Linked DNA regions of Homo sapiens: regions 1, 3, 4, 5, 6 and 7 are each linked to region 2. Evidence: chromatin contacts called from ENCODE Hi-C or POLR2A ChIA-PET data. All regions are on one chromosome and are shown on one strand. Each heading gives the region's core, a stretch centred on a gene start or an enhancer-like site at or near the end of the contact. The rest is flanking DNA. Distances are from core to core; before and after follow the strand shown. Region 1 overlaps CACNA1A (calcium voltage-gated channel subunit alpha1 A). Region 2 holds the start of ZSWIM4 (zinc finger SWIM-type containing 4). Region 3 holds the start of DNASE2 (deoxyribonuclease 2, lysosomal). Region 4 holds the start of ADGRE5 (adhesion G protein-coupled receptor E5). Region 5 holds the start of SYCE2 (synaptonemal complex central element protein 2). Region 6 holds the start of NDUFB7 (NADH:ubiquinone oxidoreductase subunit B7). Region 7 holds the start of LINC01841 (long intergenic non-protein coding RNA 1841).

Region 1 (2,666 bases), core at 83-2,582, 530 kb before region 2:
TCATAGGGGATGACGTGTGCATCTACTTTGAGATAAATCCATGGGTGATGGCACAACCTTACTCCTGGTGGGAGAGCTGACCCAGGGTCCAGCACCCTCTTCCAACGTGATAACTTCTAGTCCTCAGGGTGAGAGCCTCAGGCTTGCTGGGGGTGGGGTGGAGGGAGTTTAGGAGGAGGCAGAGAGACATAGGGGACATTTAGAGGTTCATCAGGCTAAGGGAGGTTGCTACTCCTTTTCAAGGCAGGAAACAAGGGTTAGTTCCAGACTCCTATCCAGACATCTGGCATCCTCCTAATTTCAATAAATAGCCATCAAGATAACAACAGGCTACCATGTGTTGCAAAATGCCACTTTACACTGGTAACAATATCACTATATATACACATACATATATATACACACACACATATAATACATATGTGTGTGTGCGTGTACATATATATATATACATATATATATATATATATTTTTGTTGTTGTTGTTTGTTTGTTTGTTTGTTTGAGATGGAGTCTGGCTCTGTTGCCCAGACTGGAGTACAGTGGCCCAATCTGGGCTCACTGCAAGCTCCGCCTCCCGGGTTCACGCCATTCTCCTGTCTCAGCCTCCCAAGTAGCTGGGACTACAGGCGTCTGCCACCATGCCCAGCTAGGTTTTTGTATTTTTAGTAGAGACAGGGTTTCACCGTGTTAGCCAGGATGGTCTCGATCTCCTGACCTCATGATCCGCCCGCCTCGGCCTCCTAAAGTGCTGAGATTATAAGCATGAGCCACTGCGCCCGGCCTATATGTATATATTTTTGAGAGGCAGGGTCTCACTCTGTCACGCAGGCTGGAGTGCAGTGGTACCATCATAGTGCATTGCAGCCTTGAACTCCTGTGTTTAAACAATCCTCCCGCCTCAGCCTCCCGGGTAGCTGGGACTACAGGTGTGTGCTACCATGCCCCGCTAACTTTTAAAATTTATTTTGTAGGATGGGCTCTCATTATGTTGCCCAACCTGGTCTCCAACTCCTGGCCTCAAGTGATCCTCCCACCTCAGCCTCCCAAAGTGTTGGAATTACAGGTGTGAGCCACTGCACCTGGCCTCTTACCTAACTTATTTGGTAATGAAACCTGATCTGATTGGACATGAAGCTCTTTATACTTGTTATTTACCCCATTTGATGTAAATAGTTACACATTTTATGGCAGAAATATTGTGTTTGATTATAGGGCTGCCTTAGACCCAGCTGAGGGTGTCATGTCCCACATGGGAATCTCAAAATATTCTCAACTTTGAAACACATCTGCCTGTAACGATTTCAAGTAAGGAACTGTGGATGTGTATTAATATCCCTCACATGACAAAGGCGGTGGCTGAAAGGTCAATCAATTTGCTTATGACTCATTCTGTGGCTCTGGGTGGTGACTCAAATTCTAAAACCGGTTTTCTTTCTACCCAAGATCCAAGCTGGTTGCAACTGAGTCACTTCCAAGGCTCATCACTTCTCCAGTCTCTGAGCCCAAGTGGCCAATGCCTCTAGCCACTTCCCCCCTGCCCACCTGCTGGTTCCAATGGGAATGTGCTGGAAAGTGGAGACCCACCGACAATCTTTCTCAAACTCTTTGGACTCGTCAGTGCAGTGGAAGAATTTCCCCTTGAAGAGCTGCACAGCCACCACGGCGAAGATGAACATGAATAGCATGTAGACGATGAGGATGTTGAAGACGTTTTTAAGTGAGTTCACCACACAGTCAAACACAGCCTGTGGGGTGGAGTTGACAGAGAGCATGAGGGGCTGGGGACCTGCCCAACCTTCTGCCTCCAGTGGCCCATCATACCAAAATACTGCCATGATCATTCCCATTTTACAGGCAAGGTCATAAGTCAAGTCACTAGGGTAAGGTCCCCCCAGCTTTCAGAAATAAGCGTTGGAGGAGTTGGACTCAATCCTGGCATTCTATGGATCTAAAACTCCCAGATGGGATACCAGAGATGCTTTTAAGTGATACAGGAGCCCAACACAGAAAAACAAGGTAACAAAGTTACTTCCTTTCCAACTCTCTCAATCCTTTTGAGTGAAGGAGAAATTTTTACTTAGTTGCTACCATGTTAACACCTACCATTGACATTTTCCCTCTTTAACCAAGAAAGAGCAGTTGTCAATGCACAAAGCCTTAGGCAGGCAGCCATATTTGGTTAGATTTCCATAACAGTATCTGTTTTCTGTCTTTAATTTTTAGTAGAGACAGAGTCTAACTATGTTGCCCAGGCTGGTCTCATTCTCCTGGGCTCAAGCAACACTCCTGCCTTGGTCTTTCAAAATGCAGGGATTACGGGTGTGACTTGATTTAAAGAAACATATTACATAAGAGATAATACTGGGGACCCCCAGGTGAAGCATAGAGTGAAAGTGGGTGCTCTAATGACTGGATTTTATTTCCCTTAATATATATATATGTTTTTGAATGACAGGCTTTTGGGAAATGCTGGTTCATGCTATTTTGGAATGGGAGATACTAGAGCCTAGAATAGGTAGATGAAAAGTCAAAATTTTATGGAACAAGAAATCTAGTTCCTGCTTCCCAGATCACGGTTATACCCTTTTAAATCCATATGATGCCTTCATGCGAATTAGGAAAAAGGATCTTAACCCCAAGACACTTCATCTAAAGAAAAACTGC
Region 2 (3,000 bases), core at 501-3,000:
TTGCAGTGAGCTGAGATCACTCCATCTCAAAAAAAAAAAAAGAAATATTTTTCCTTGTTCCCTTCCTGCTATGTCTCCAAAATCCACTCTGTATTTTACCTTTCCAGCACAACCTAATTTCAGCCAGTCCCATTTCAAGGGCTCAGAGACCACTTGTGGCCATTGGTGACCATACTGGACAGTGCAGGTCTGCAGGGGAGTTTAACTAATTGAGGGGGTGGCAGGGAGAGTGGGTGAAGACTGGCCAGAGGGTGCAGCTGTGAGACTCGAAGTTTCTCCAAGAAAAAGCTAGGGCTTCCATATGGATGAGTGGATAATCACTGTTTTTTTTTTTTTTCTGCTGTGCCTATCATTTAACTGAATGGAGGCAAAGCATGTGTTGGTTGGTACATTCAACAAGTTCTAGGTTAAGCGCCTACCTTCCAGGTGCTGCCGGTACAGTAAAGCACAGATGGGACAAACTCCTGCCTCCTGAGGCTCACAGTGGAGAGGGAGAGATTGAAATTAAGCAACTACCAAAGGTGGATCACTTGAGGTCAGGAGTTCAAGACCAGCCTGGCCAACATGGCAAAACTCCGTCTCTACCAAAAATACAAAAATTAGCCGGGCGTGGTGGTGGGCGCCTATAATTTCAGCTATTCGGGAGGCTGAGGCAGGAGAATCACTTGACCCCGGGAGGCGCAGGTTGCAGTGAGCCGAGATCGCACCACTGCACCCCAGCCTGGACGACAAGAGTGAAACTCCGTAAAAAAAAAAAAAAAAAAAAAAAAAAAAACCGCCGAAACAGATAAATAAATGGTAATGGTGAGAAGTATGAGGAAGGAAAAATGCAGGGTCCTCTGAGGACATTGGCAAGGAGCCGGGACGGGAACGGGTGATGGAAGCCATGGCCAGCTTCCAGGCCAGAGACGGTGGCCTACACAAGCTGAGTCAGAAAAAATGCTCAGAGGTGCTGGGGTTTGATTAAGTGTTAGGGTGAACCTCATGGAATTGCCATTTTAACAGGCCAAAAATGGTAAAAAAAAATTAGCAATTTCATATGACCCAAGATAGTATCTAGGGCATGGAAAGGAGGGGCGGGGTACTATACTAGTTTTGAGGCTCAAGGGATGACCTATGAACCCCCTAACCGAGCTTTGTTTCTGGAGAGGGGGTCCGCGGCCCGCATGAGCTCCCTCAGTGAGCCTGCGACCCCTCCGCCCCCACAAGAACCAAAACTTGACCCGGTGCCCAGAGAGGTTGAGTGAGTTTCTCGGGTCGCACAGCTGGGAGGGACGAGGGGCTGAGCCACTGCCAAGGGATCCCGCTGCTCTGTCTCGCTCACCGGCCGGGCTATGTTGATTGTCCCCTCGCGGCGCCCGGAAGCGACCCTCAGTAAACAAAGCCGTGTGTGGGCGCAGCCCCAGAAGCCTGGGGCGCGCAGTCCAGCCCAAGAGAGGCGGGGGAGGAATGTTGTGAATGAACCCCGGGCCCGCCCCGAAACTCCGCATAAGGCCTGGGCCGCGGGGGTCCTCCCACTCTGATTGGCCTCTGGCGCCCCGTGATTGACAGCGCCCCTCGCTGTGCGCTCTGGTTGGGTAAACAAGAAAAGACTGGCATCGCAGTCATCGAGTGAGCAGCGAGGCTTGGACACGGGTCTGGCGGCGCAGCCAATGGCGGGGGAGGGCCGAGGAGGCCGAGGGGGGGCCAATAGGGACAGGCGGTGGGGGCGGGACGACGGCGGAGCTAAAGCGGCGGCTGAAGCAGCTTCATTGTTGTGAAGAGTCTTAAAGGGGCCGCATCACCCTGCCGGCCCGGCGCGGGTCGGGGGTGGGTGCGGTAGGGGTCCCGGGGCGGCCGAGCGCAGAGGACGGACGGGAAGGAGGGCAGGGGGCGCGGGAGCCGGCGAAGCGGAGCGGGCATCGGACCGAGCCCCCCAAAGAGGCCCCGCCCCGGCCCTGGCCCCGGCCGGGCCGGATGGAACCCCCCGCGGCCAAGCGGAGCCGGGGCTGCCCCGCGGGACCCGAGGAGCGCGATGCCGGGGCCGGGGCCGCGCGTGGCCGGGGCCGGCCCGAGGCGCTGCTGGACCTCAGCGCCAAGCGGGTAGCCGAGAGCTGGGCCTTCGAGCAGGTGACCGCGGGGGAAGGGGGCGGGGGCAGGGACGCACCCCCAGCACCTTCCCCACCTGTCTTCTCCTCCCCCACAATCCCCAGACTCCAGAGCTAACCCAATCAGAGACACCCCCTGAGATTCCACCCCCAGGACCCTTAACCCTGCCTGGAAACACCCCCTCATCCTCCTGTTTCTGTCCTTCAAACCCAGTAACCCACCCCCATCCCTTCTCTGCCATCTCTGCCCCTCAGCGCCCCAGATCCCAAATCAGGACACTTCCTTCTTCTCCTACCAACCCCAGATCTCTGAGATCTGGCCCCCATGGCCCGCCTACAACCCTGGGCACCCCTCTTTTCCCGCCTTATCCCCCAACGGTACCCCTCTTTTCCCACCTTATCCCCCAACGGTACCCCTCTTTTCCCACCTTATCCCCCAACGGTACCCCTCTTTTCCTACCGCATCTTTATTCGCCAATCAGGGCACCCCATTCAGTCTTCAATCCTCTCTTCGGCCCCCCGCTTGGGGACACCCTGTCTCCCTCCATCGTAGCCTCTAGAGACTCACACTACCCCATTCCTGCTCTCCAGATCCCTACCGTACACCCCAAGTAAATAACTCCCCCATCTCTCCAGATTCCAGCTCAAGACACCCCTTTTTTCCCCATTCATTCCTGCCCTCGAGCCTCCAGATTCCACCTGTTCCTTGGGGACCCCTCTCTACTCCTCCAGATTCCTCTTTCGGGGCTGCCCGTCTTCTCCTGGCTTGCCGCAGGGATTACTGAAATGCCAGGGTCCCTCCTCCTCCCCACCTCATCCCCCTGACCTATCCTATCTCTTCCCATAGGAAAACAGCAGGGGCGGAGCCTGGGTGGTGGTCCCTGGACAGGTGCACCTAGAAGCTCTCTTCTGT
Region 3 (3,387 bases), core at 394-2,893, 910 kb before region 2:
AAAAATACAAAAAGTAGGCCAGGTGTGGTGGCTCACGCCTGTAATCCCAGCACTTTGGGAGGCCAAGGCAGGTGGATCACCTGAGGTCAGGAGTTCAATATCAGCCTGTCCAACCTGGTAAAACCCCATCTCTACTAAAACATACAACATTTAGCTGGGCATGGTGGCGCACACCTGTAATCCCAGCTACTCCAGAGGCTGAGGCAGAAGAATCGCTTGAACTGGGGAGATGGAGATTGCAGTGAGCTGAGATTGCACCACCGAACTCCAGCCTGGGTGATGGAGAGAGAGTGCCGCAAAAAAAAAAAAAAAAAAAAAAAGCCAGGCGTGGTGGGGGGTACCGGCAGGCCCAGTACTTGGGAGGCTGAGGTAGGAGGATCACCTGAGCCCTGGGAGGTCAAGGCTGCAGTGAGCTGTGATACTGCACTCCAGCCTAGGTGACTGGGTGAGACCTTGTCTAAAAGAAAATAAAATAGGGGAAATAGATGCCCAAGGTCTGACAGGGGAGATCTCCCACCCCACTATGGAGGTCAGGGGTTAGCTTGGAAAAATGCATAGGAACTCGGCTGGGCAGGGTGGCTCATTCCTGTAATCCCAGCACTTTGGGAGGCCAAGGCGGGTAGATCACTTGAGGTAGAAACCAGGAGTTCGAGACCAGCCTGGCCAACATGGTGAAACCTCGTCTGTACTAAAAATATGAAAATTAGCCTGGTGTGATGGTGCGCCTTTAATACCAGCTACTTGGGAGGCTGAGACAGGAGAATTGCTTCAACCCCAGAGGCAGAGATTGCAGTGAGCCAAGATTGTGCCACTGCACTCCAGCTTGGGTGACAGAGCGAACTCCCACCGTCTCAAAAACAAAGAAAAAAAAAAGTTGGGGGGAATAGATGCCCAGGGTCTGACAGTGCAGATCTCCCCGACCACCCCATGCACGTCAGGGGTTACCTTGGAAAAATGGGACCCGAGTCTCTCCCCAGCCCCCAATCCAGGCCTCACCCTTCGTGTGCCCACGCATGGAAGAGTCCTGAGCCTTGCTGGGTTGAGGCGGTTGGTCATTGTAGAGCAGGAAGGCGAGCTGCGGGCGGATAAACGGAGGCAACGTGAAATTCCTCCCAGGCAGGGCAGCCCTAGAGTTTCGCCCCTAGTTGGCCCGGGGCCCCCTTCACCTGGCTGGTGTTGCTCCGGTACAGCGGCTGCAGGCTTCGGCCCACGGCCCCCTCCGGGCTGTTGATGAGTGCCCTGCCGTCCCGCCAGCCTCCGGAGCTCTCGTCCAGATACTTGTACTGCAGCCCTCTCTGCGCCGCCTCCCCGGACCCTCTAAGAGCTGGCAGCTTGTAGACCACGAACCTGGAGGTCGGAGAATGCACAGAAATAGGAGAGAGGGAAGAGAAGGCACCCCAGGGTTCCCCGAGGAGGTAGCCATCCCGGTTGAGTGACCGCAGCCGGACCCCGGGGCGATGGTAGGCCCCCCGCTGCGCACTCACCAGTCTACAGGCTGCCCGGAGTCCCCGTAGCAGGTCAGGGCCCCGGCGGGGACGCACAGCAGCGCTGCCAGCAGCAGCGGGATCATAGCTGCTATGGGGCTGAGATCCAGGAATCTGTGTCGGGACTGCGGGGCGCTGGGTTACATCAGAGGCCAGGACTGGCACCTGGCGCCTTTCACTTCCCTAAACTTGCCTGGGAACCGGGGCGGGGACATCACGAGGGTACAGACTCCTCCCCCGAGACGCGATGCTGCGTTTTGGAGAGGCAAAAGGCAACGCTGAGTCTGCCCAGACCACGCCCACGACGGGCCCGGCGCTCCAGCGTCTCCTGGAGCCTGGCCACCGTTCCTTTTCGTGGTAGCTAATCCCAGCCCACGCTCTTCTGTCTGACCCAACTCCCGCCCGGGTTTCTGGATCAGGCACAAGTTTGTATTTTATTTTTTATTCCAGCCCTACAACCTGGGTCCAACTCTTGGGACCTTTGTTCTTCCTCTTTTTTTTTTTTTTTTTTTTTTTTTTTTTTTGAGACGGAGTTTCACTCTTGTCGCCCAGGCTGGAGTGCAATGGCACGATCTCGGTTCACTGCAACCTCCGCCTTCCTGATTAAAGCGATTATCCTGCCTCAGCCTCCCGAGTAGCTGGGATTACAGGCGCCCGACACCACGCCCGGCTAATTTTTGTAGTTTTAGTAGAGACGGGGTTTTTCCATGTTGACTAGGCTGGTCTCGAACTCCTGACCTCGTGATCCACCAGCCTCGGCCCCCGAAAGTGCCAAGATTGCAGAAGTGAGCCACTGCGCCCCTTAAGAAGCATTTGTGTTCCAGTGTATCTTCCCCTTTTTCTTTCTTTTTTTTTTTCCTTCCTTTTTTTTTTTTTTTTTTCCCGGACAATATCTCGCTCTGTTGCCCAGGCCGGAGTGCAGTGGCGCAATCTTGGCTCACTGCAACCTCTGCCTCCCCAGCTCAAGTGATCCTCTCACCTCAGCCTCCCGAGTAGCTGGGATCACGGGCACATGCCACTATGCCCAGCTAATTTTTGTAGTTTTTTTTTTGAAACACGGTTTCACCATGTGGCTCAGGCTGAACTCCTGAGCTCAAGGGATCCACCTGTCTTGCCTCCCAAAGTGCTGGGATTACAGGCATGTAATCCACGCCACCCAGACTCTCCTTTTTCATTCTGCACGTTTTCTCCAGGATCCCCTGAGCTAGCAAAGAGGTGACTGTATGTTTGTTTTTTGTCGTTTTGAGACAGGATAATGGTTTCTCACCCAGGCTAGAATGCAGTGACTCCATCACAGTTCACTGCAGCCTCAACCTACTGGGCTCAAGAGATCTTCCCAGGTAGCTGGTACTACAGGCCTGTGCCACCACACCCAGATAATTGTTCATTGCAGAGATGAGGGTCTCACTATGTTGCCCAGGCTGCTCTGGAACTCCGGGGTTCAAGTGATTCTCCCACCTCAGCCTCAAAGGATCATGGCAGGGCAAAGGGCTATGGGAATCTGAGTACTGGCTTGAAACTGCCTTTGCAAAAATTATGACAGAAAATTATGTCAGTGAAAGAGCTCTGACCTAACCAACTCCATCTTGCCTTTAATCTCCAAACTGCCCTTGCTTGGTCATTCCTGGAGTGGGGTCAAGCTAACTTTTTTTTTTTTTTTGACACGTTGTCTCACTCTGTCGCCCAGGCTGGAGTCCAGTGGTGTGATCTCAGCTCACTGCAACATCCGCCTCCTAGGTTCAAGCAATCCTCCTGCCTCAGCTTCCTGAGTAGCTGGGATTACAGGCATGCGCCACATGCCCAGCTAATTTTTGTATTTTTGGTAGAGACTGGGTTTCACCATTTTTGGTAGAGATGGGGTTTCACCTTGGGGCTCAGGCTGGTGTCGAACTCCTGGGCTCAA
Region 4 (3,313 bases), core at 552-3,051, 590 kb after region 2:
CTGCCCGCCTATGGATCTTCTCAGCTGGGTAGGTCACTTGTGCCTCAGTTTCCTCCTCTGTCAAATGGGAATGACAACATCATTGCAGATGTTTTGAGGAGTAAATGAGTTAAAATAGATTAAAAAAAAAACAAACTTATGACCAGGCCTGGTGCAGACTAAGTGCTCTATAAATAATAGCATTTTCTTGGCAGCATAGCGAGAGCTTGTCTTAAAAAAAAAAAAAAAAAAACTTAAGAAAAAACTAGCCAGGCGTGATGGTGCACAGCTGCAGTCCCAGCTCCTCAGGAGGCTGAGGCAGGAGGATCCTTTGAGCCCTGGAGTTTGAGGCTGCAGTGAGCTGTGATGGTGCCACTGCACTCCAGCCTGGGTGACAGAGTAAGATCTCTTAAAAATATATATAGCGTTTGTTTGTTTGTTTTTAGACAGTTTCACTCTTGTTGCCCAGGCTTGAGTGCAAGGGCACAATCTCAGCTCACCACAACCTCCGCCTCCTGGGTTCTATCAGTCCTCCTGCCTCAGCCTCCCAAGTAGCTGGGATTACAGGCATGTGCCGCCACACCCGGCTAATTTTGTATTTTTAGTAGAGACAGGGTTTCTCCATGTTGGTCAGGCTGAGTCTCGAACTCCCGACCTCAGGTGATCCACCCACCTCAGACTCCCAAAGTGCTGGGATTACAGGTGTGAGCCACCGCACCCAGCCAAAAAATAGCGTTTTAAAAAATTATGAGGTAGCTCAAGAGACAAGCTAATCATGTGATTTATCCAGAAAGGAAAGAACCCTCCTATCACATGATTCTCTGTTGATTAACGAAGAGGCCTCTGAAATATAAGTTTCCCACAGGGGGAAACTGGCTTAGAAAGATCAGAAAGATCCAGGAGGTCTGCTCTGTGCGGTGAAGCTTCTCTTCTTGGCACCTGCCTGGCATCGGAAGAGGGCCCCTTCTCCCTCCCTGGGCTTTTATGTGGACACTGTAATGCCTCAGTTTTCTTTCTTTCTTTTTGTTTTTGACACAGGATCTCACTCTATCACCCAAGCTGGAGTGCAGTGGCACCATCATAGCTCACTGCAGCCTCAAACTCCCCAGCTCGGGTGATTCTCCCCGCCTCAGCCTCCTGAGTAGTAGTAGCTGGGACTACAGATGTCTGCCACCAGCCTGGATTATTTATTTATTTATTTTGTAGAAACAAGAGTTTCGCCATGTTGCCCAGGCTGGTGTCAAACTCCTGAGCTCAAGCGATCCTCCTGCCTCGGCCTCCCAGAGTGCTGAGATCACAGGTGCGAGCCTCTGCACCCGACCTGTTTCCTCATCTGGAAAATGGCAGGGAAACGTTCTGCCAGCTGGGACGCAGGCTCTGCCAACTCTGGCATGCCAAAGCTCTGGGCACAGGGCGAGTCCCACCAGCGTGGGCGTCCAGAGCTATTTCTGACAAGACCCCTTTGCGCCTGCCCAGGGAAGAGCCAAGTGGCCCCAGGCAAGACCGCCCCGCCCGGCTGCCACACCTTCCCCTCAGAGCAGCCAGCCCCAACACAGAGGCCAAAGGGTTCGTCAGAGCCACATGGTGGAAACTCTAGCAGAGGGTTTTTGAAAGCAGGTTGCACTTCATTCTTACTGAGTGCACGTGTGTGTGTGTGTGTGTGTGTGTGTGTGTGTGTGTGTGTATGCAGCGCCCCTGGGTCTGTGTTTTTATTGCACTTTCCTGCTGGCTTCCAGCTGCACCGCCAGTTCCGGGGAGGGCCCTGGGCCAGCGGCTGTCCGCCCCCCCTCCTTCATAAAGTCCTGGCCTCGGGACAGCCTGCACAGCTGCCTAGCCTGTGGAGACGGGACAGCCCTGTCCCACTCACTCTTTCCCCTGCCGCTCCTGCCGGCAGCTCCAACCATGGGAGGCCGCGTCTTTCTCGGTAAGTACTTTGGGGCCCCGCTGGGAGGGGCGAGGAAGCTCCAGCGGGACCCCTTGGCTGCGTCTGAGAAACGGGAGGCGCCGCTGGTGTCTGTGGGGCCTGCGATAGAGGAAGCCACATGGTCAAGCAGGCACTCACGGGCACACGGCGAGAGGGGCTGGTGGTGCTTGGGCACCCCCACACCCCGGCAGGAACTCCAGGGTGCTCTTGGAGCCTGCTACCCTGCCTGGAGGGATCCTCAAGCTTTCTACTGGAGCCAGTCTGGCATCTGCTCCCTAAGAGGGGAAACTGAGGCACGGGGGAAGGAAAGGGGCAAAAAGTGAGTGCTGGGACCCTGAGAGCCGCTGTGCTTAATATAACGCATAGAAGGACATGGGCGGGGGTGGGGAAGCTAGAAGCCAGGACTTCTCCACTGCAAGGTACCCCCAATTTGTCCCTCGCAGTCTCAGCAGCAGGGGCAGCCCCCAGAGACCCCAGTTCTTGCTCCCCGCAGACCTGGCTGGGGCTCAGCTGCGGATCGAAGGGACTTTGCCTGGTTCTGGGTTTGAATTTGATTTTTGTTGTGACTTCCTGGGACTCCCTTTCCCGCCCCACCCAAGGTGACTGTAACGGTTATCAGGGTAGCTCGTTGCCTAAGCAACGGGGCAACAAAGAGAGTGAAGAAATGACATTTGGGGCAAAAACCAGAACTTCCTGGACCACAGGGACACAGCTTCCCTGGGCCAGCCCCAAGTGGCAGGTGTCAGCTCAGCACCCCGCCTTGGCTTGAGAGTGAGAGACAAGAGCCCACCTTGGGTTTCTTGGGGGCACACTTGTTGGGGGCAGTTGCCAAGACCTGGCTTCCCAAGGGTTCCACGCCCTGGCTGTCTGTGTCACCAGGGCCAAGTCAGAGAGCCTCTGCGCCTCACTTTTCTCATCTATAAAATGGAGCACAACCCGTCTCCGTCTTAGATTGTTTTAAGGGATGAGTGAGTTAGGACACAAACTATTCCTGGTTCACAGTAAGAATTAGGTAAACAGCATTTTAAAAGTGTTGGCTGGGCACAGTGGCTCACACCTGCAATCCCAGCACTTTGAGAGGCCGAGGCAGGTGGATCTCTTGAGCCCAGGGACTGGAGACTAGCCTGGGCAACACATCGAGACGTTGTCTCTACCAAAAACAAATTTTTTTTTTTTTTTTTGAGACAAAGTCTCGCTCTTGTCGCTCAGGCTGGAGTGCAATGGTGCAATCTCGGCTCACTGCAACCTCCGCCTCCTGGGTTCAAGCGATTCTCCTGCCTCGCCCCCATCCACCCCGAGTAGCTGGGATTATAGGTGCCTGCCACCATGCCCGGCTAGTTTTTTGTTTTAGTTTTTGTGTTTGTATTTTTAGTAGAGACGGGGTTTCACCATGATGGCCAGGCTGGTCTC
Region 5 (3,486 bases), core at 823-3,322, 880 kb before region 2:
TGCCTGGCTAATTTTTGTAGACACAGGGTTTCACCATATTGGCCAGGCTAGTCTCAAACTCCTGACCTCATGATCTGCCTGCCTTGGCCTCCCAAAGTGCTGGGATTACAGGCGTAAGCCACCGTGCCCGGCCTACTAAATTTTTCTTTTTTCTTTTTTTTGAGACGGAGTCTCACTCTGTCACCAGGCTGGCATGCAGTGGCATGATCTCGGCTCACTACAACCTCTGCCTCTGGGGTTCAAGCGATTCTCCTGCCTTAGCCTCCCGAGTAGCTGGGACTACAGGCGTGCACCACAACACCCAGCTAACTTCTGTATTTTTAGTAGAGACGGGGTTTCATCATGTTAGCCAGGATGGTCTCCATCTCTTGACCTTTTGATCCACCCCCCTCGGCCTCCCAAAGTGCTAGGATTACAGGCATAAGCCACCATTCCTGGCTTTTTTTTTTTTTTTTTGAGACAGCGTTTCGGTCTTTTTGCCCAGGCTGGAGTGCAATGGCGCCATCTCAGCTCACTGCAACCTCCACCTCCTGGGTTCAAGCGATTCTCCTGCCTCAGCCTCCTGAGTAGCTGGGATTACAGGCATGTGCCACTATGCCCAGCTAATTTTGTATTTTTAGTAGAGACGGGGTTTCTCCATGTTTGTCAGGCTGGTCTCAAACTCCCGACCTTAGGTGATCCACCCGCCTTGGCCTCCCAAAGTGTTGGGATTACAGGTGTGAACCACTGCACCTGGCCAATATTTTTTAATAAATTGGCCCGACATTCTGGCCCGCCTCTAGTCCCAGCCATTTCGGAGGCTGAGGTGGGAGGATCACTTGAGTCTGGGAGGTGGAGGTTGCAGTGAGCCGTGATCATGCCACTGCGTGGTGACAAAGCAAGACGCTGTGTTAGGAGGGAAAAAAAAAGCAGCAGACACTGGCATAGCCTTGTGGAAGAAAAGGGTGAATGAGAGGGACCCAGGGGCCTGTGTAGACCCATAGGGCTGGGATCTTCCTCACCTAGCTGGCCCTCCACCAGCTTCCTCCTCGCAGTTCTCTTCCCACCGCGGATGCTCCTTGCTCTCCCCCAAGGGCTGCGGTTCCTGGTCTTTGCATTTCACATGGGGCACGTCCACCTGCAAGCACAGTCAGGACGGAGGCCAAGGAGGGAGGATGAGGAGTGAACAGATCGCCCTCCTGCCGACCCTTCAACCCTGGTCACCTCGATGTGCTGCTGCGGGACGGTGGGGACCCGCAGGAAAGACGGGCAGGGCTGGGGCAGGTGCCATGAGGGCAGGGGCATGGGGTGAAAGGACACTCTGTCCCTAGGGGACACCAGGACACCAGACCTAGAGGGGCCGGGTGAGGGCAGGGCTGTGGGAATGTAACTGGAGGACCTGGGCTCCTAACTGGTATGTGTGTTGGCTGGAGTCCTTCGAGAAAGGAGAAGAGGTAGGAGAAAAGAGATGAGGCCGGGCGCGGTGGCTCACGCCTGTAATCCCAGCACTTTGGGAGGCGGAGGCGGGCGGATCACGAGGTCAGGAGTGCGAGAACAGCCTGAGCAATATGGTGAAACCCCGTCTCTACTAAAAATACAAAAATTAGCTGACGTGGTGGTGCGTGCCTGTAATCCCAGCTACTCGGGAGGCTGAGGAAGGAGAATCACTTGAACCCGGGAGGCAGAGGTTGCAGTGAGCCGAGATCACGCCACTGCACTCCAGACTGGGCGACAGAGTGATACTTCGTCTCAAAAAAAAAAAAAAAAAGAAATGAAAGAAACGGGTGCGGTGCGTGGGTGTTTGTGCCTTTCTCTACTCCGTTCCGGCCACGCGCCATGTGTGGAAATCAGACCCGTCAGTGCGTCAGTCAGGGCCGGGTTCAGTCAGTCAGGAAATTTGAGGCCAGGCCTGATGAGAGGGAGCCCCAATGGCAAAGGACAAGCGGCCGGGCTCGGGTCCGCTGGAGATGGCTGGGATCGCAGCCGTTCCCTGCCTATCTGTCCGCCCGCCCCACGCGCGAGAAGGAAACAAGCGCCGCGTACTCCCTGTCGCTCCATTCCGTATTTTCCCGCCTTCAAGCTCGCACCCTCTGCGCATGCGCCGACCCCGCCCCTGGCCAGCTGCGCTCCCGCGGACGAGTGTGTTGTGACGCGTGCTCCCGGCCCCGCCCTCTTTGAGAACTTGCGCGGCCAACTGGGCGGGGCCGACCGTTAAGCAGCAGTTTCGCGGTCCGCGGGCTGCGCGCGCAGTCGGCGCCCCTTGGGAGCAGGACGGCGCGCTCTGGGTGCGCTTGTGTGCCCCTGTGAGGCTCCTGGGTTCCACGGGGCGCCCAGGTTATACGGATCTCAGAGTCCTGTATTTATTCGGTGCTTCTAACTTCATCCACTCTGCCTTGGAAAATATACTCCATAACAATTTTTTTTTTTTTTTGAGACAAGATCTTGGTCTGTCGCCCAGGCTGGAGTGCAGTGGTGCGATCACAGCTCACTGTAGCCTCGACCTCCCAGGTTCAAGCGATCCTCCTGCCTCGGCCTCCTGAGTAGCAGTGTCATTCACCAGGCCCTTCTAATTTAAAAATATTTTTCTGGCCGGGCGCGGTGGCTCACGCCTGTAATCCCAGCACTTTGGGAGGCCGAGGCGGGTGGATCACCTGAGGTCATGAGTTCGAGACCAGCCTAGCCAACATGGTGAAACTGTCTCTACTAAAAATACAAAAAATAGCCGGGCGTGGTGGCGGGCGCCTATAGTCCCAGCTACTCGGGAGGCTGGGGCAGGAGAATTGCTTAAACCCAGGACGCAGAGGTTGCAGTGAGCTGAGATCATGCCACTGCACTCCAGCCGGGGTGACAGAGTAAAGCTCCGTCTCAAAAAAAAAAAAAAGATTGTATGTATATATACACACACACACACACACACACACACACATAATTATATTTTTTTTTCCTGTAGAAATGAGATCTCACTGTGCTGAGCCCAGGCTGATCCCCAACTCCTGGGCTCAAGCCGTCCTCCCGTCTTGGTCTCCCAAAGTGCTGTCTCAAAAAAAGAAGAAATTATCTGATCTACCCTATTGACTGTAGGTCATAAGACCCCCGTTTCAAAGAAGTTTCTGCCCCACACAAGGCCTATCTATCTAGATTCTTCTTGGCCTCTCTGAGCATGCATTCCTGAGACTCCAAGAAGAATCTAGACAGATAGGCCTTGCTGGGTTTCCCCACTCAGCCTATTAGTATTAGACGACCCCCCCGGCTTTTTTTTTTTTTTTTTTTTTTTGTCTTGCTCTGTTGTCCAGGCAACACTGGAGTGCAGTGGCAAGATCTCAACTCGCTGCAACCTTGGCCTCCCAGGTTCAAGCGATTCTCAGCCAACCAAGTAGCTGGGATTACAGATGCACCATGCCCAGCTAATTTTTGTATTTTTAGTAGAGATGGGGTTTTTCCATGTTGCTCAGGCTGGTCTCAAACTCCTGGCCTCAAGTGATCCACCCGCCTCAGCCTCCCAAAGTG
Region 6 (3,077 bases), core at 1-2,500, 780 kb after region 2:
TCGGTATGCCTGTGATATTACTACATTAAAAGCAAAAACAAACACACGAACCAAAAAACCATCCTGGGCGTAGTGGCTCACATCTTCAATCCCAGCACTTTGGGAGGCTGGGCAGAAGGATCGTTTGAGCCCAGGAGTTTGAGACCAGCCTGGGCAACACAGCAAGACCCCCAACTCTACAAAAAATAAAAAATCAGTCTGGCATCCTGGGGCGCTCCTGTAGTCCCAGCTACTCGGGAGGCTGAGGCGGGAGGATCATTTGAGCCCAGGAGGTCGAGGATGCAATGAGCTGTGATTGTGCCACTACACTCAGCCTGGGCAACAGAGCAAGATCCCGTCTCAAAGCAAAACAAAGCACTTTGCAGGACAGTATTTGCAGCTCGAATCTTCCTTATTTCCTTGTGCATACCCCACAATTGCAGTGACATCAGGAAGGGGGTACAATGAACGTGTCCCTGCCCTCCCATGACTCCCCACGTCCCCCAAGACTTGGCCCGAGGCCGGGCGTGGTGACTGACTTCTGCGATCCCAGCACTTGGGGAGGCCGAGGCGGGCGGATCACTTGAGGTCAGGAGTTCAAGAGCAGCCTGGCCAACAAGGAGAAACCCCGTCTCTACTAACAATACAAAAAAGTAGCTGGGCATGGTGGTACACATCTGTAATCACAGCTACTCGCGAGGCTGAGGCAGGAGAATCGCTTGAACCCGGGAGGTGGAGGCTGCCAGTGAATCGAGACCAAGCCACTGCACTCCAGCCTGAAAGAAAAAGCGAGACTCCGTCTCAAAAGAAAAAAAAAAAAGACTCGACCCAGCTCTGCGCGTCGCATTCCTGCCCGAACCCCCACTTGTCGCCTCACTTTTGCTCCCTGGCTTTTGCTCAAGCCGTGCCCTTGGGCTGGAACGCCTCCACACTGAGGTGGGGTCATGCACGTCCTGTGGACTCCTAGTCTAGACCCAAACCCAGATACAACACCTGAGGTTAGAGCCCAGCCCTGGGGTGCCAGCCCTGGGGTGCCAGGTGTTCAGGCACCCGCGCCCCACGCCCTCTGGCTGCGCCTGCGCACTGGGCCTCACCGCGCTCCTTGCGTTCGGGGAAGCCGTAGTCTGGCGGGAAGGTTGGCATCTGCAGGGGGTCGGGCTCCACCGAGGCATCGCCCAGGTAGCGCCGGACCAGGTGGGCCCCCATGGCTGCAGTCGCTGCAGATCCCTGCAGCAGCCGAGGGTCACCTAGCTCCTACCCGGAACCACTGACCCCTCAGTCAGACACAGCTTCCGGGTCATTTAGGCAGCTGCGGAGATCATAGAGATGAAGGACTCCAGAGGATCGCTCCGGTCCGCCTGGCGTCACCTCGCGGACAGGCGGAGGCGGGACAGGTGCTGTGTCTCTTCGCAGGATATGGTTGGACCCGAGAGGGGACTTCCCTGAGCCTGGAAATCCATCTGGGCGGGGCAGAAGGGGACGGTGTGGGACTGAGGCCTCCCTCGACCCTATCTGGGGCTCTTCTGGTAGCCCGAGGCTAAAGCACATATTAAAATTATTTTTCATATCATTTTCCAAAAAGTTTTTTCTTTGAAAACATTCAAATTTCTCTTAAAAAAGGCACGATATCTATTATATCGTTAATGTATGTAATTTTGCATAAAGTCACTTTAAGAATTTTTTGTTTTTGGAGACACAGTACCTGTCGCCCAGACTGGAGTGTATTGGCGCGATCTCGGCTCACTGCAGCCTCCACCTCCTGGGCTCAAATTCTCTTGCCTCAGCCTCCTGAGTAGCTGGGATTACAGGCGCCCGCCACCACCCCCAGCTAATTTTTGTATTTTTAGTAGAGACGGGGTTTCGCCAGTTGGCCAGGCTGGTCTCGAACCCCTGACCTCAAGTGATTCCCCCGCCTCAGCCTCCCAAATTGCTGGGATTACGGGCATGAGCCACAGTGCCTGTCCAAGAAAGATTTTGATAAATTTAATTTAAATAAAAGTTATTCATAAATACAGTTATTATTATATTATTATTTTTTGAGATAGGGTCTCATTCTGTCGCCCAGGCTGGAGCACAGTGGCACAATCATAGCTCACTGCAACCTTGAACTCTTGGGCTCCAGGGATCCTCCCGCCTCAGCCTCTCAAAGTGTTGGGATTATGGGCGTAAGCCACTGTGCCTGGTCAAAAACAATTATTTAAAGCTGAAATTTCAAATAAATTATATATATATATGCAATCTTTATACAATTTTAAAATATATTAATATCTAATATTAATATCTAATATATATTTTTCCCCAGTCTGACAAAGCATGTATTAGGCATCTACTGTATGGTATGCTGGGTCCAGTGGTCAGACAGAAAGGCAGACGTGGTTCCTGTCTTTCAAGCTTACAGTCTAATGGAACAGAAAAACAGTCTAATGGAAAAAAAAAAATATGGGCCAGGGCAGTGGCTCACACCTGTAATCTCAGAGCTTTGGGAAGCTGAGATGGGAGGATCGCCTGAACTCAGGAGTTTGAGACCAGCCTGGGCAATATAGGGAGACTCTATCTCTACAAAAAAAAAAAAAAAAAAAAAAGCTGGGTGTGGTGGTGCACGCTTGTAGTCCCAGCTACTCGGGAGGCTGAGGCAGGAGGATAACTTGAGCCCAGGAGTTCCAGGCTGCAGTGAGCCGTGATCCCATCACTGCACTCCAGCCTAGGCAACAGAGTGAGACCCTGTCTATAAAAATTCCCAGGTGATGTGATGTTGCTGGTCTAGTGACCAGCTTTGGGAGAATTACTCAACTAGATCTTTATGTGTTGACATGGGGAAGTGGCTGCTGATATATTAAGTGAAAAAAGCAAGCTATTGAGAATAGACAACTGGCAATAGAGACTTTTCTTTTTCTTTCTTTTTTTTTTTTTTTTTTGAGACAGAGTTTCACTCTTGTTGCCCAGGCTGGAGTGCAGTGGTGTGATCTCGGCTCACCGCAACCTCCGCCTTCTGGTTTCAAGCGATTCTCCTGCCTTAGCCTCCTAAGTAGCTGGGATTACAGGTGGGTGCCATCACGGCCAGCTAATTTTTTTTTTTTTTTTTTTGAGACGGAGTCTTG
Region 7 (3,490 bases), core at 131-2,630, 570 kb after region 2:
AAGAAGGAAGGAGAAGAAAGAGGGAAGGAAGGAAGGAAGGAAGGAAGAAATGGAGGGAGGGAGGGAAGGAAGGAAGGAGAAAGAAAGGGAGGAGAGACAGAGATAGATGAAAGAAAGAAGGAAGGAGAAGAAAGAAAGAGAGGGAAGGAAGGAAGGAAGGAAGGAAGGAGAGACAGAGAACGAAGAAAGAGAAGAAAGAAGGAAACAGAAAGAGAGAACAAAATAAAACAGAGACAGAGACATGGAGGACTCCAAGTATTTTGCCCCAAGAATCTGGGCCAAAAGAAAGGAAACAAGGTGGCCGGGCGCGGTGGCTCCCGCCTGTAATCCCAGCACTTTGGGAGGCCGAGGCGGGCGGATCACGAGGTCAGGAGATTGAGACCATCCTGGCTAACACGGTGAAACCCCGTCTCTACTAAAAATACAAAAAATTAGCCGGGCGTGGTGGGGGGCGCCTGTAGCCCCAGCTACTCGGGAGGCTGAGGCAGGAGAATGGCGTGAACCTGGGAGGCAGAGCTTGCAGTGAGCCGAGATCGCGCCACTGCACTCCAGCCTGGGTGACAGAGCAAGACTCCGTCTCAAAAAAAAAAGAAAAAAGAAAAAAAAGGAAGGAACAAGGCTCAGAGAGGTCCAAGGAGTTGCCCTGGCGGTCCGGGGCCACAGTGGCCTTCATCCCCAGCTGAGATGTGTCCCCAGTCTAAGGCCACTCAGAGCCAGGCACCTTCTCCGGCTGCCTCCCAATCCCCGCCCCCCGCTTCCGTCCCAGCACCCTCACCCCGCCCCCGGGCCCCTTTGTCCTCCTCTTCGTCTTATTTCCAGAATTTCTCCTCCCTAGGGAATCCAGTCCATGTGCTTTTGATTCCTTTGTCCTGAACTCATGCGGCATGAGCACCCCTGAAGCCTTATGTGGAAAAATTTGGAGGCTGGGGGTGGGGAGGGGGTCACATTCCTCCCGGGGGTACAGAGCTACGTCGGCATCTCCAGGGCCCCCCAGCAGCAAGCAGGCATCCTCCCAGGCCAGGCCAGACCGGACGCTGCCCAACACAGGCTTTCTTTGGGGCTTGGCCGGCGCCCGACTACAGCCCCGGCTCCAGCTGCCCTGCCTGTCCCCCGCCCCCACGCCTCCCGTCCCAACCTCCCACACGTTTCCTCCTAGAAGCCCAGACCCGTGGGACTTGGCCTCCCCCGCGCCTTCCCTCTCTACTCAGCTCTGCAGCTCCTGTAGGCCTCCTCCCCGGGTGATCACAGAAGGACCAGCTCACCTTAGCGGGACAGGCAGGGCATGGGCGTGGCCAGAGCCTCGGGCAGGCATCCCAGGCTCCCTGGTGTCTCTCTCATCCGCTGGCCTCTGTGCCCTCTTCTCTTCCCCACCCCCGCTCGTGGCCCCTCCTGCCTCTCCATCGCAAAGTCCCCAGAGGAGTCTCCTTAATCACTTGCTTTTGACTGAATCCTGACCACCTGGACCCTGATCTAGCTACTGAGGAGATAAAGTAACCAACACTTAAAAGCTAACCTTCAGGCATTCTGGGAGGCTGAGACTGACGGATCACTTGAGGTCAGGAGTTCAAGACCAGCCTGGCCAACAAGATGAAACCTCGTCTCTACTAAAAATACAAAAAAATTAGCTGGCGTAGTGGCGGATGCCTGTAATCCCAGCTACTGCGGAGGCTGAGGCAGGAGAATCGCTTGAACTTGGGAGGTGGAGATTGCAGTGAGCTGAGATCGTGCCACTGCACTCCAGCCTGGGCAACAAAGCAAGACTCCGTCTCAAAAAATAAAAATTAGCTGGGTGTGGGGCCGGGCTTGGTGGCTCAAGCCTGTAATCCCAGCACTTTGGGAGGCCGAGGCAGGCGGATCACCTGAGGTCAGAAGTTCAAGACCAGCCTGGCCAACATGGTGAAACCCCGTCTCTACTAAAAATACAAAAAAAAATTAGCCAGGCGTGGTGGCGCATGCCTGTAATTCCAGCTACTCGGGAGGCTGAGGCAGGAGAATCAGTTGAACCTGGGAGGCAGACGTTGCAGTGAGCCGAGATCATGCCACTGCACTCCAGCCTGGGTGACAGAGCGACACCCTGTCTTAAAAGAAAAAAAATAGCTGGCTGTGGTGGCATGTGACTGTAGTCCCAGCCACAAGGGAGGCTGAGGTGGGAGGATTGCTTGAGCCCGGGAGTTCAAGGCTGCAGTAAGCTATGACTGCACTGCTGCACTCCACCCTGGCTGAGACCTTGACTCAGCAACAATGAAAAAGTGACAGGGCCAGGACTTGACCCCTGACCATTTTGTTCTACAGCCTTTCATGGGAAAGACAGATGAGTTTTCGACCTTCCAGAGCCTTTGATCCAGAGGAGAGAGGCAGGAAATAGCAAATGGATAAGAATATGCCATTCGGTGACTAGGGCAATGGAGATTGCAAAAGATGGTGGCTGGGAAATGGGGCTTGTGTCGGGGGTCCCTGAGACCACCCTCAGGGTCAATAATTTGCTGAGATTGATAGATCCCAGAAAAGTGGTGTTACTCCCAGTTATGGTTTATTACAGTGAAAGTTACAGATGAAAATCAGCAAAGAGGCCAGGCTTGGTGGCTCATGCCTGTAACCCCAGCACTTTGGGAGGCCCAGACAGGCAGATCATTTGAGGTCATGAGTTCAAGACCAGCCTGACCAACATGGTGAAACCCCATCTCTACTAAAAATACAAAAATTAGCCAGGTGTGGCAGGGGGCTCCTGTAATCCCAGCTACTTGGGAGGCTGAGACAGGAGGATCACCTGGACCTGGGAGGCAGAGGTTGTAGCGAGCCGAGATCCTGCCATTGCACTCCAGTCTAAGCAACAAGAGCAAAACTCCATCTCGAAAAAAAAAAAAAAACTAGGAATACTAGAGGAGAGGAGGTGAGGCAGACAGGCTCCAAGACTCCTCCATGATTCCCACCTCCTGATGTCTGCACTCTGTGTGATCCCTCGAGTGTGAGCTGGACCCAATAACTTGCTTCTAACAATAGACTAGGACAATGTATGCCAGGAGCAGTGGCTCACGCCCATAATCTCAGCACTTTGGGAGGCTGAGACAGAGGGATCACTTGAGCCCAGGAGTTCAAGACCAGTCTGGGCAACATAGCAAGACCCCATCTCTATAAAAATTCAAGCATTAGCTGGGTGTGGTGGTGCACACCTGTAGTCCCAGCTACTCGGGAGGCTGAGGTGGGAGGATTGCTTGTGCTCAGGAGGTCAATGCTGCAGTGAGCTATGATTGTGCCACTGCACTCCAGCCTGGGTGACAGAGTGAGACCTTGTCTCTCTCATATATGTGTATATATATATACATATATTTTTTTTTTGAGATGGAGTCTCATTCTGTTGCCCAGGCTGGAGTGCAGTGCAGTGGTATGATCTCTACTCACTCCAACCTCCGCCTCCTGGGTTCAAGCGATTCTCGTGCGTCAGCCTTCCAAGTAGCTGGAATTACAGGTGTGCAGTATCACGACCTGCTAA

Evidence for each region. Hi-C counts contacts between places; a loop is a spot of excess contacts on that map. ChIA-PET counts read pairs that join two places held with the same protein, here RNA polymerase II (POLR2A). Pooled maps may share reads with other maps.
Region 1: a pooled map shows a loop between it and region 2 (4-fold over the local background). The contact joins the enhancer-like site here to the promoter of ZSWIM4 in region 2. A Hi-C loop is called at or near these places in 6 of 50 pooled maps. POLR2A ChIA-PET finds 5 or more read pairs at or near these places in 2 of 52 experiments (GM10248 and H1).
Region 3: a loop to region 2 is called in a pooled map, with 7 times the contacts of the local background. The contact joins the promoter of DNASE2 here to the promoter of ZSWIM4 in region 2. A Hi-C loop is called at or near these places in 4 of 50 pooled maps. POLR2A ChIA-PET finds 5 or more read pairs at or near these places in 2 of 52 experiments (A673 and OCI-LY7).
Region 4: a loop to region 2 is called in a pooled map, with 4 times the contacts of the local background. The contact joins the promoter of ADGRE5 here to the promoter of ZSWIM4 in region 2. A Hi-C loop is called at or near these places in 5 of 50 pooled maps. POLR2A ChIA-PET finds 5 or more read pairs at or near these places in 2 of 52 experiments (CD8-positive, alpha-beta memory T cell and GM10248).
Region 5: a loop to region 2 is called in a pooled map, with 3 times the contacts of the local background. The contact joins the promoter of SYCE2 here to the promoter of ZSWIM4 in region 2. A Hi-C loop is called at or near these places in 1 of 50 pooled maps. POLR2A ChIA-PET finds 5 or more read pairs at or near these places in 2 of 52 experiments (activated CD8-positive, alpha-beta memory T cell and activated T-cell).
Region 6: a loop to region 2 is called in a pooled map, with 5 times the contacts of the local background. The contact joins the promoter of NDUFB7 here to the promoter of ZSWIM4 in region 2. A Hi-C loop is called at or near these places in 3 of 50 pooled maps. POLR2A ChIA-PET finds 5 or more read pairs at or near these places in 2 of 52 experiments (GM12878 and activated CD4-positive, alpha-beta T cell).
Region 7: a map with no recorded cell type shows a loop between it and region 2 (5-fold over the local background). The contact joins the promoter of LINC01841 here to the promoter of ZSWIM4 in region 2. A Hi-C loop is called at or near these places in 1 of 37 single-sample maps with no recorded cell type and 2 of 50 pooled maps. POLR2A ChIA-PET finds 5 or more read pairs at or near these places in 4 of 52 experiments (CD8-positive, alpha-beta memory T cell, WTC11, activated CD4-positive, alpha-beta T cell and 1 more).

Annotation. Positions count from the first base shown.
Region 1 is chr19:13,259,864-13,262,529 of GRCh38, forward strand. CACNA1A (calcium voltage-gated channel subunit alpha1 A) reads right to left here. Exons shown (of 47, transcript NM_001127222.2): 26 at 1,587-1,747. Among named protein-coding and RNA genes, the nearest start is that of IER2, 110 kb to the left of the region's middle. RefSeq lists enhancers at 875-2,074, 1,283-1,512. Within about 2 kb of position 1,333, at least 7 of the 41 ENCODE cell types and tissues checked have a DNase peak (open chromatin) inside an H3K27ac peak, as active enhancers do.
Region 2 is chr19:13,793,693-13,796,692 of GRCh38, forward strand. ZSWIM4 (zinc finger SWIM-type containing 4) reads left to right here and starts at 1,751. Exons shown (of 14, transcript NM_001367834.3): 1 at 1,751-2,109. The coding sequence starts at 1,957. RefSeq lists silencers at 1,385-1,874, 1,895-2,104 and an enhancer at 2,345-2,414.
Region 3 is chr19:12,879,806-12,883,192 of GRCh38, forward strand. It overlaps DNASE2 (deoxyribonuclease 2, lysosomal), which reads right to left and starts at 1,644. Exons shown (of 6, transcript NM_001375.3): 1 at 1,485-1,644; 2 at 1,167-1,347; 3 at 997-1,075. The coding sequence starts at 1,570. RefSeq lists enhancers at 1,175-1,802, 1,462-1,571 and cis regulatory regions at 1,466-2,026, 2,766-3,266.
Region 4 is chr19:14,379,643-14,382,955 of GRCh38, forward strand. ADGRE5 (adhesion G protein-coupled receptor E5) reads left to right here and starts at 1,802. Exons shown (of 20, transcript NM_078481.4): 1 at 1,802-1,903. The coding sequence starts at 1,882. RefSeq lists a silencer at 3,151-3,290.
Region 5 is chr19:12,917,221-12,920,706 of GRCh38, forward strand. SYCE2 (synaptonemal complex central element protein 2) reads right to left here and starts at 2,073. Exons shown (of 6, transcript NM_001105578.2): 1 at 2,023-2,073; 2 at 1,002-1,117. The coding sequence starts at 2,037. MIR5695 (microRNA 5695) reads left to right here and starts at 3,100; the gene lies at 3,100-3,184. RefSeq lists an enhancer at 1,753-1,892.
Region 6 is chr19:14,570,816-14,573,892 of GRCh38, forward strand. It overlaps NDUFB7 (NADH:ubiquinone oxidoreductase subunit B7), which reads right to left and starts at 1,251. Exons shown (of 3, transcript NM_004146.6): 1 at 1,074-1,251. The coding sequence starts at 1,185. RefSeq lists an enhancer at 1,183-1,472.
Region 7 is chr19:14,362,610-14,366,099 of GRCh38, forward strand. LINC01841 (long intergenic non-protein coding RNA 1841) reads right to left here and starts at 1,381. Exons shown (of 4, transcript NR_134908.1): 1 at 1,263-1,381.